Regions from separate parts of the Mus musculus genome. Here region 1 is linked to region 2. The links are chromatin loops, found by intact Hi-C in ENCODE. Cell type or tissue: heart. All regions are shown on one strand. Each heading gives the region's core, and the rest is flanking DNA. Links, peaks and the distances in the headings are about the cores only. Region 1 has its middle 15 kb from the start of Gm51489. Region 2 overlaps Akap13 (A kinase (PRKA) anchor protein 13).

The links. A loop is a pair of places that touch in the nucleus more often than their neighbours do. Peaks named below come from ENCODE experiments on the same cell type or tissue, not always from the same donor. Only the 100,000 strongest peaks of a DNase experiment are listed, where the experiment ranks them.
Region 1: a loop joins it to region 2, with 3 times the contacts of the local background. A loop is called at or near these places in 4 of 42 quality-filtered maps.

What each region holds. Positions count from the first base shown.
Region 1 is chr7:75,804,460-75,809,836 of GRCm38, reverse strand. No RefSeq gene overlaps it. Among named protein-coding and RNA genes, the nearest start is that of Gm51489, 15 kb to the left of the region's middle. In heart, for the core only: a CTCF peak has its summit at 2,162 (motif pointing left); DNase peaks (open chromatin) are centred at 2,156 and 2,886; H3K27ac peaks cover 1,896 bases.
Region 2 is chr7:75,736,682-75,742,058 of GRCm38, reverse strand. It overlaps Akap13 (A kinase (PRKA) anchor protein 13), which reads right to left. Exons shown (of 37, transcript NM_029332.1): 29 at 5,369-5,377; 30 at 2,499-2,693. Among named protein-coding and RNA genes, the nearest start is that of AU020206, 43 kb to the left of the region's middle. In heart, for the core only: a CTCF peak has its summit at 2,780 (motif pointing left); a DNase peak (open chromatin) is centred at 2,778.

The sequences.
Region 1 (5,377 bases), core at 76-5,075, 68 kb before region 2:
GGAAGGAAGGAAGGAAGGAAGAAGGGAAGGAAGGAAGGAAGGAAAGAAGGAAGAAGGGAAGGAAGGAAGGAAGAAGGGAAGGAAGGAAGGTAGGTAGGTTAGTAGAGGAAGCTAGTAAGTGTTTGGTTTGGGATCCTAGGATACTCAAGGGACCCAGATGCATATTTTTGCATATCAAAGCAGAGCTGGATTGCAGGTTCTTCCAGCATCCCTCAGTCCCTACCTGGCATGTCCTGCATCCAAACCCTGAACTTACCAGCTCAGGGCCTGTGCTGCCCTTCTCTCAGAGGCTCCTCCCTCCTCTGTATATAATTGAAAACATTTTGCACCCTCTGTCCCTCTCCTTGTCTCCCTCTCTCCCTCCTCTCTCTCCCTCTTCTCTCCTCTCACTCTTCTCTCTCTCTGCTCTTTCTCTCTGTACACCCTTTCTCTCTTTCTCCCCCCACCCCCACATGGTGACTCCCCTGGTCTAACCCTGTGAGGGCCAGTGAACTTGCCTGAGAGCAGCTTTCCAATAAACCTGCCTTTAATATAATCTAATCTAACTTAAATTGGCTCATTTCACCGGTGGAGAAATAATCTATCAGCTGGCAGCACCCATTCATCAGCTTCTGCCTCAGGTGGTAGCCCTGTCTGAGTTTCTGCCAGGACTTCTATCAGAGGTGAACAGTGATGTGAAGCATATGTCAAAGCATAAAGCTTTATCCTCCCCAACTCGCTTTTGGTCCTGGTGTTTCATCACAGCCACAGGAACCCTAGCTAGGATACCCACCAAATCAGTCTCTCTTGTTTTGTTTCCCCGTGCTCTAACCAGGCTCCTGATGAGCCTGGTTCATAGTTCAACTGGTCCTGACAGCAGGACGTGCTTCTATGGACCCAGCTCTGAGAAGGAGTGGCGGACCTCAGCTTTTCTAAAGAACAGGCCCTGATAAGGGGCTTGGGCACTGCAGCAAGTGTAGTCACTCTGTGGGGGCGGGGCTTGTCCCGGGACTCTTACCCACCCTGGAAATTTATGACTGTCAATGCAGAAGGGGACAGACGGACGATATGTCTGTTTCTATCATGGGATGGACACGCTAACCATGATGTGGCATGAGTACCTTAGCCTACAGGTAAGGAGCATCAAATTCAAGAGGAAGAGTCACTCCTCCAGTGCGATAGGTTAGGTCTGCGTGTCCTCCAAAGACCCACTGCAAGCGTGGGCTATGTTTTGTAATGTCGTGGCATGATGGGGCGGGAGGGGGTGCCATAGCAGGCCCATGCTGAGACGTCCCTCCCTGCGGTACCAGCCATACGGGATTTATTTGGGGGCATGAGAAGGGAGTGTGGGAAAGAAAGGAGACAAAGAGGGAAAGAGAGAGGGGAGAGAGAAAAGGGAAGAGGCCAGGGAACTCCTGGAGAGGCAGGAGTGGGGGTGGGGATGCCAGAGGGAGTAAGACAAGAGTTCAGGGGCTGAGAGATGGCTCTGTGGTTAAGAGCACTGACTGCCCTTCCAGAGGTCCTGAGTTCAAATCCCAGCAACCACATGGTGGCATGAGATCTGGTGCCCTTTTCTGGTGTGTCTGAAGACAGCTCTTTAAAAAAATAAAATAAAATAAAATAAAATAAGGACCAGGCTCCTACCTGCCTGTTGCTAGGTAACTGCTGGGCGGAGCCTAGAAGAAATGATAACAGCTTGGCCTTGAGCTAGGCACTACATAATGGAACCTTTGGGGGAGTGCAGCTGAGTGTGAGGAAGTTGAGCCATGTAGGGGCTGTGCCCTGAAAGCGGCTGCTGGGACCCCACCCCTTCTGTGTCTCTCTTCACTCCCTGGCTGACTTGAAGTGAGAATCCACACACACACACACACACACACACACACACACACACACGCACGCACACGCACGCACTTCTGACACAGTGCCCTGCCTTGCCACAGACCTGAAGCAATGAGTTCACCGACCATGCGACCATGCGTGGGAGCTTCTGAAATCGGGAGTCTTTGATGCTATCTGAGGACAGACTGACTCCCCTCACACCTTCCCCACCTTCCTCACCCTATCAGACACTAACACCCTCTATGTCCCCAATCCCTCAACTCCCCGGAAGCAGGGGGTATCTTGGGGAAGTGCAAATAAGGGAAGACACAGGACGCAGGACTGAGGCAAAAGGGCGCCCCCTTCTGACCGTTTTAGGAAAACCTCTGTGGAATGTCCAAGGAAGCATTCCTGGATTCCAATGGCAGTCTAGAAGTCCCAAGAAGTCTAAAAGTCCGAGAGGCTGCTGGGAGCTGGGTCAGGGGTTGTCCATGGCCATCTGTGCATGTGTTCTTAGAGCCGGAGAGGAATTCCTGGCTGAGAGGGAGTCAGACCTGATCAGGGGTACAGCACAGGTCGCATTCAAGGTCGCAAATCACAGGAGGAGAAATGGCAAGCTGAGGCTTTAGAGGGTCAAGTGCTGGGCTGTGGAGGGAAGGTCGCACAGCACAGGTCGCATTCAAGGTCGCAAATCACAGGAGGAGAAATGGCAAGCTGAGGCTTTAGAGGGTCAAGTGCTGGGCTGTGGAGGGAAGGTGTGTGTGCGAGAGAGAGAGAGAGAGAGAGAGAGAGAGAGAGAGAGAGAGAGAGAGAGAGAACGGACATGAAGATGTACAGTTCTGAAACAGCCTCCTGATATTAAGTCGGATAGCCTCTGAGCCTGCTGTCTGTTCAATGTCCCTCTCCATCTTCTCCCTGTATCCTTTGAGATATTAGGGTGATGAGGCAGACACCCCTAAAGAGAAGACCACAACCCACCCCCCACCCCACCCCACCCCACTCCCACCCCCGCTGGTGAATCTGGCTCTTGTGCCAGAGAATGTGGCTGGCTTCCCTCCTGTCTAAGTCAAAACAAAGGAGGCTGGAGGGCCAAATGGAAACTTGGCTCCTTTCCTGCCAGTGGCCAAGGGACTCCTTCCTTCTGAGCTTCAGATCAGTGTTGATAAAACTGCACGAAAGCCAGGCCACATGGGAAAGTTTCCAGGGCCCTCTATGAAATGCAAATGGCCCTGAATTGTGTTTCCCGAGGGTTCTGTGGGTTTGCCTCAAGGCAAGGTGATATGACCACAATTCAAAGTCCTCAGCACTCACCGCACAGGACAGGGGGATCAAGAACCTGTAGTGCCTGCTTGGCAAGTGAGTGGCCCAAGCGGTTTTTTGTATTAGGAGATGCAAGTGTTGTGTCCTAGGTCCACAGGGAACCCAGACGAGCCCAAGAACTGCCAAGTGCGCTGCAACTCGCAGAGTCTTTTATTTGCAAGTTTGAACTTGGTTTGCCCACCTAGCACTCACTACACTACGTGAATGCTGACAAGCGAGCATTCAGAAATGCTCAGAAAACATTGGGTTTATATACGGTATAGGAATAGTGTGAATATTTACAGAAAAGGGGAGTAGAGGGTGGAAGAGTACTGAAGCGGGAGGGGGATAATGGGTGTCTGTCTGTTCAAAGACTAACTGTCTGTGACCTGACCTCTGTTTTATCTTTTCCAAACAGAAAATGGTCTTCTTGAGCTTTTTATTTCTCTAAGGTCTCAAGGACAGGCACCTGGAGTTCTTATCAGCAGGAGTGTTGGGTTTTTTGGAGACACAGAGTCAGAGAGCATGTCTCATTATGGGTCCTGCCATTCTAATGCTGGGGGGTGGAGGTGGGGGGTTGGAGCCAGGGCTGCTCAGAGGACACAGCATAGAAACCAGCTTTCTGCACAGTGTGCTTGCCTGGGGGTGAGGGGATGGGAGCCTATGTCTGGTAACGCAGAGGCAAACTGTACAACACTGAAGTCTCTAGTATCAGTAATTCCAGGGTTACAGCAAAAGCCCACCTGCTGCTGGGCAAGGTGTGTTCCCGGTTCACTTAAGTGAGTAACCTCCCCTGCACTTGGGATCCCTGCTGCATAGACAAGAAGAGGAACGCTCTGGACTTCTTTGTAACTATTCTTTGTGTCTATGCTCTATTTCTTTCCACACCGTACTTTTTTTTTCTTTTCACTCTCCTCTGCAGTATATTTTTCTTTTCTCACTGTCCCTCCTTTTCCTTTTCTGTGGGGAGCCATCCGGATGTGTCAGGGGATCCACCCAGGAGTCCTGTAGGTGCCACAGCACATGCTGGGTGTTCTGCTCAGCTGTAAATGCTCCAAGAACTAAGAGGAGGACTTTCAGGTAAGGGTGGTGGATGACAAGTTTCATCTGTGTGAACTGGTCAAGGGGAGGAGTTGGTGTAAGAAAGAGTCAACCTGATTCCAAAAGAGGACAGAAGAAGCATCTGGGGAAGCTAGAAAGGCAGCAACAGCCTGGCAGTAGTGGCCCACGCCTTTAACCCAGCACTTGGGAGGCAGAGGCAGTTGGATTTCTGAGTTCGAGACCAGCCTGGTCTACAGAGTGAGTTCCAGGACAGCCAGGGCTGCACAGAGAAACCCTGTCTCAGAAAAAAAAGTCATGGCCTCCCCAAATCTGCTTGTCTTGTTCATTCTCTGTCTTACTGTCTCTCTGGCTGTCCATCTCTCTCTGTCTCATGTCCCCACTCTGAAGCAGACTTTTGCTCTCCCTCCTCCCATTACCAGCACACCTTGGCCCCAACCCTCCAAGGTACCTTTTGAGTTTCCTCCTAACATATTCACCCTAGCATAGAAATGGATACAAAAGAATCTAGTGACTAGATTGTTACAGTCACATGACTGTCCTAAAGAAAGATTTATTTATTTATTTATTTATTTATTTATTTTATGTATGTGAGTACACTGTAGCTGTACAGATGAGTGTGAGCAATTCTTTTTTTTTTTTTTTTTTTTTTTTTTTTTTTTTTGGTTGTTTTTTGTTTTTTGAGATAGTTTCTCTGTGTAGCCTTGGCTGTCCTGGAACTCACTTTGTAGACCAGGCTGGCCTCGAACTCAGAAATCTGCCTGCCTCTGCCTCCCAAGTGCTGGGATCAAAGGCATGCGCCACCATGTCCGGCGAATGTGAGCAATTCTTGTTGGAAATTGAATTTTTAGGATCTCTGCTCGCTCCCAGCCAACCTTGCTCTCTCAGTCCCTGCTTGCTCAGGCCCAAAGATTTATTTATTATTATACATAAGTACACTGTAGCTGACTTCAGATGCACCAGAAGAGGGCATCAGATCTCATTACAGGTGGTTGTGAGCCACCATGGGATTTGAACTCAGAACCTTTGGAAGAGCGGTTAGTGCTCTTACCCACTGAGCCATCTTGCCAGCCCCACTACTAAATCTTAAAATCACACACACCTGCTATATGCAAGTCTGTTTATTCATCTGGTGTGTATGTCTAGCCATGCTTGAGAGAGAGAGAAGAAGAGGAGAGGGAGGAAGAGAGCCTTGTGTAGTCCAATCTGGCTTTGAACTCTT
Region 2 (5,377 bases), core at 170-5,169:
GACAGGGTTTCTCTGTGTAGCCTTGGCTGTCCTGGAACTCACTCTGTAAACCAGGCTGGCCTTGAACTCACAAATCCACCTGCCTCTGCCTCCCAAGTGCTGGGATTAAAGGCGTGTGCCACCACTGCCCGGAGAGAAACTCTTTTTAAGCTTAGTATTTTTGGGAGACAGAGTCTTACTATGTAGACCAGACTGACATTGAACTCATAGAAATCCACCTGCCTTTGCCTCCTGAGTGCTGGAATTTAAGGAACACCCCCACAAGAAGCATATAGCATACTCTGTAAAAGCTTTGGACTGAAAAAAAAAACAAACAAAACAAAACAAAATTTGGGCATCTAGGCAAGAAACGGTTACCAGCCTCTGAGCATGATGGGAAAAAAGATGTGACATGAGAGTAACTAATATACTCAGGTATGAAAATACTAGCCAAAGATTTCATATCCAGAAGATCTTTTGAAATCAATAAAGGAGTCAGAAATACTATTTTGTTGGGCCTTTGAGGACACTGACCTAAACATGGGATTCTATAAGGATGTACTTAAAGAACAAATACTGTATGTCAGGCTAGGAGTAGAGTGGGTGTGCATGGTTACAGACCAGATGTGTAGACACAGTGTAACTACTTCAGAATATGGATATGGGAGACAGGCCGCCTTGGATGTAAGAACTGTATTGGTAAGAATACCAGTATCATTCTTACACTATTACACTAGAACCAGTGTTAATGCATGATTGGGACAGTATTTTTAATTAAAAGCATATTCATTCTCTCTCTCTCTCCCTCTCTCTCTCTGTGTGTATGTATATATGTGGTGGTCCATGAGTGTCAAGGAGGGTGTGGAAGCCCTTTTATTATGTGGCTTCTGGGAATCAACTCAGGTCATCACTTTGCAGCAAGTGCCTTCACCTAAACTAAGCCATCTTATCGACCCAATAGAGGTTATTCTAATTCTATAATAGAATATAGAATAGGGTATCCTTGAGAAAGAATACTCAATGTGGAAAACAGACAGACATTTGTAAGTGATAAGGTTTTAAAATAAAAAAGGCAACCTGTAATTTGTAATTTGATTAGCTCCATCCACTGAAAAGGACAACACAGTAATGTTTAAAACCTCACAGCAACTACTATATATACTATATCCCTGGTACCTAGATTTCGATCTTAAAATATTTTTCACTAAGAGACCAGAAATCTTGAAGGAATGAATTCCTTAACTCCTGGAAGCAAGCTCTGCACTGTGGCCAGTGGAGGACACTAGCTTTAAATGAGGTTGGGAACTGCTCAGAGATCTAGAACCCATGAATCCATAGTAAGTTTATTTTGGGGCTGGTGACTGATCACAAGGCCCCTCTTGCATGCAGAGCTCTATCTCTGAGCTACAACTGCAGCCTCATGACATGTGTACAACGTAGTGCAGGTACTAGCAGAGGACTGGCACACAAAGAAGACCCCCCCTCCCCCCGGCATTCAGCCTTCTATCCATCCCACGGTTCCTATTCCACAGAAACAGGGCTACCTAGGACCTGATATTTCCCTGGGAAAGAACCAGTACCACAGGAGCACACATTATGAGTAACGCAAGCAGCGGTGACTGCAAGATCTAGAGGACAGAAGGTACCATATGGAAACTCCAACTCATGGTTCAAAAAGCTCAGCTACTCCAAGGATAAAGTACAGGGCGAGCAAGGGGATGCAGGCTTGTAGGATGGCTCAGCAGGCACGCAAGGGTACTTTTATGCCAACTTGACACAAACTAAACTTATCTGAGAGAAGGGAACCTCAATTGAGAAAATGCCTCCGTAAGATGGGGCTGTGGGCCAGCCAGCAAGCCAGCAAGCAGCATCCCTCCGTGGCTTCTGAGTCAGCTCCTGCCTCCAGGCTCCTGCCCTCCCATGATGATGAACAGTGATGTGGAGGTGTGAGCCAAATAAACCCTCTCTTCCCCAACTTGCTTTTGGTCATGGTGTTTCCTCATAGCAATAATAACCCTAACTGAGATGGCAGGTCAAGGCATTCACCATGGGACCATGCCTGATGTTCACCATGGGGCCACGCCTGATGACCTAAGTTTGATCTCTGAGCCGTACATGGTAGAGAGAACGGACTCTCCAAGCTGTCCTCTAACCTTTATGTCCATGTCACAGTGTGGATTCCCCCCCACCCCACGTACAGTAAATACATTAACATAACTTAAAAATAAAACCAGAAAGAAGGGGAAAATACTTAAGTGATTATTAATGCACTTTAGGGAAGCTGCACCTGTTAGGAGGAAGTTAGATATGACGGGGACATGCAAAGGCTTTCAGGGTATCTGCCACATTTTATTTCTTAGCCTGCATAGTGCTTATAAGGGATATTTACTATAACTAAGGGATAGTTACTATACTGACACTGGGCAGTTTTTTATACTGGTGCTTTAGTTATTAATGGCAGGAACTGGCAGAGGACATTAGTGTACACACAGGAGGGGCCGATACTGTGTGTAAATTACCTTCATTTATTGCACTTTTCATCAGCGGTCCTCCTTTGAGAGCCTCCTCTGTGTTGGAGCGGAAGAGCACTCTCGGGCTGTGCGTTGGGGAGCAATCCTCTGGCAAGGGAGTGCTGCACTCAGTCATGTCCCGGAAAATCATCTCCTTCTCTTCCAGCAAGAGGAGGATCTGCTGGTCCTTCTGCTGAAGCTGTTCTGCAGGGCAAATGGAGAAACCACTTAAACTCTATGGAGCTGTGGACCACGAGATGACCGGGAGATGAGCACCACCTTGTGGCAGTTAAGGGAAGGGCCATGACAGGAGATGCCTCCCATCCTGAGCACAGGGTTGCTTCTGTACTTTGTGAAGCAGCAGCAGCACTTCTGATGTAACTGCTCTGCACGTTGTCTCTGCTCCCTTCTTGACTGTGGCTGTCTTTACCACAGTCTGGCACTGATGCCACGTTCCTGCAACCACCTTAATTACAGACCCTTATTTTAGGTCTTTTCCCACATGGATATTTATTTCCTCTTTCTGAAACACTCTACCTGTGCTGCCCTGAGGATATCAGTTTCTTCACCGGGCATTTTATGGGTCCTCCATCTGCAATGGAGTGGCACTGCTGACTGCCCTCTATATGCCCTACACACTTTCTTCCTGGGGCTCACACTCTCTGTCAACTGCCTCCCGTATGCTGATTATCCTCAGCAAGCACCCTTAAACCTACATTATTTTCTGAACGTCAGACCACTGTGTCACTATCACATGAGTATCTCAACCAAGAGGGTGCTATCAGGATAGCAGAAATGAGTCTTCCCGCTGACTGACCTCTAGTTTACGGTTTCTTCCTTAGCACTCTATCTTCCAGGATCCCCAGCTTGGTAAACCGGTATCTTTGTCTATCCTGTCCCATCACTCACATCCAGCTGCCTAGTTGGTATTTTTAATTTGTTCTTTGGCAATTTCATACATGTCTAAAGTGTATTCTTTTACCCGAATTTCTTTCCTACCTCTAGTATCTGATCCCAGGTAATTTTCCTACATTCATGACTTGCTGTTTTATTCTGAGTTTAACTAAGATCACCTTTGTGAGTCTGATGAGCTCCTCAATGGGCCTTAAGACCACAACTGCCCTTCCTCCCAATTCCATCAGCAGGGAAGGGTAGAGCCCCTATCCCTGATTTACTCTTGGGCCCCACTGAAGGCAGCCACAGCTGCTGTGGAGTACTGACTGTAACCACTGTGCCATGTCCAGAAACCAACATTCCTAGTGCTTCTCCCTGTCTTGAAGCTCTTACATTTCTTTTCTAGCTCTTCTTCCACCATGCTCCCAGAGCCTCAGAGGGAGAGGTATAAATGCTGTGCTCAGGGTTGAACACTCAATTGTCACTAACTTATTCTCTCCACATTGAACAGCCATGCATCTCTGCATTCACCAGTGTTCTTTGCCAACAGGCATCTCTGGTTGAGGCTGGCCGTAGCATTTTGATTAACAACCTTATTTCTTCGCCTGTCTGGTTACCTACTCATCTCTCACTAACTTATCCTAGAGATTTCCCGAGTGGTCCAGAAGCACCTCTACTTCCTCAAGCAATTCTCCTGAAAGGGTTCAATACTTGAAAACAGTTACATTAAGAGTGCAGCACTCTATTCCCTTTTCAGGTCTCAGCTCCTACCATTGACACGTAGACCCACCACTCCTGGCAGACAGATCAAGTTCTTTTCCATGTATCTGTCCTTTGGAGGCAAGATACTTTTTTTCCCAGATGTGATTTATGCAGCAGGTTCTGTGAGACTTACAGAGGCAGAAAGGGCAGATGCCACATATCATATGCGACCCACCAGACAGATCAATCTGTGTTCTGTCACTCATTTGTGTATCATCTAGCCAACTGCACAACAAATCTTAAGGAAGATTTTATCCTCGTCATCCAACAGGCTAGTAGACTTGATATAATGGGGGTCTGAAGTCAACCATCTTCCCTCCTCTCCCATCCATCAGTGTAACAGAATGGTGTCACTAACTCTGTTCACTTAACTCCTGTCTTATTTCTAACCAAAGAAGGTTTTTAAAAAATTCAACTAATATATAGTAAAGACAAGAAGACTACCAGGCTCTGCTGTTTGAATGAGAGGGAGTGCAGTACTAGCTGGCACTCTAGAGCTGAGGATGGAGGACCCAGAATTAAGGCCAGCCAGGATTACATAGCGAGACTTGTCTCACAACAAATAGAAAACAGGTAAGATTCTGGCTCAGTCATTAATAAGCATACACACACTTAGCCCTGGGATGTTTGGCCTTTGAGGGCTTCAACTGTGTCATCTACACAATGGGAGGCAGACAAGACTACATGAAACACTAGTGGGTAACTGAGAACTTCTCCAACAGTTCGTCCCTTGTCCCTGAGCCACCTCACAGTTCATCTGTGAGAATAACAGCCAAGAAGGCCAGGGAATGCAAGGAGTAGAATGACTAACTCCCAAATATCTTTCTCATTTTAACCTTAGCCATGGCTATGACATATGGCAAGTTCTCTATGACAAGGCATGAACGAAGTCACCTGTGTCCAAAACCACAAACACTTTCCTAGGGATGGGCTATGTGCTTGTGTGTGTGTGTGTGTGTGTGTGTGTGTGTGTGTGTGTGTGAGTGTGTGTGTGTTTTGCCTGTATGTATGTTGGTACCTCACATCCATGCCTGCTGTCCAGAGACACCAAAAGAGGCCATCATATCCCCCGGAGCTGGAGCTACAGACGGTAGTGAATAGCCAGCGAGTGCTTAGAGTTGCATCCAGATCCTCTGCGAGTCTAACCCGTGCTCTTACCCACTGAGGCATTTCTCCAGACCCACTAGACTATTCTTAGTGATGTTCCATTTCCAACATTTTACCTTTTAACT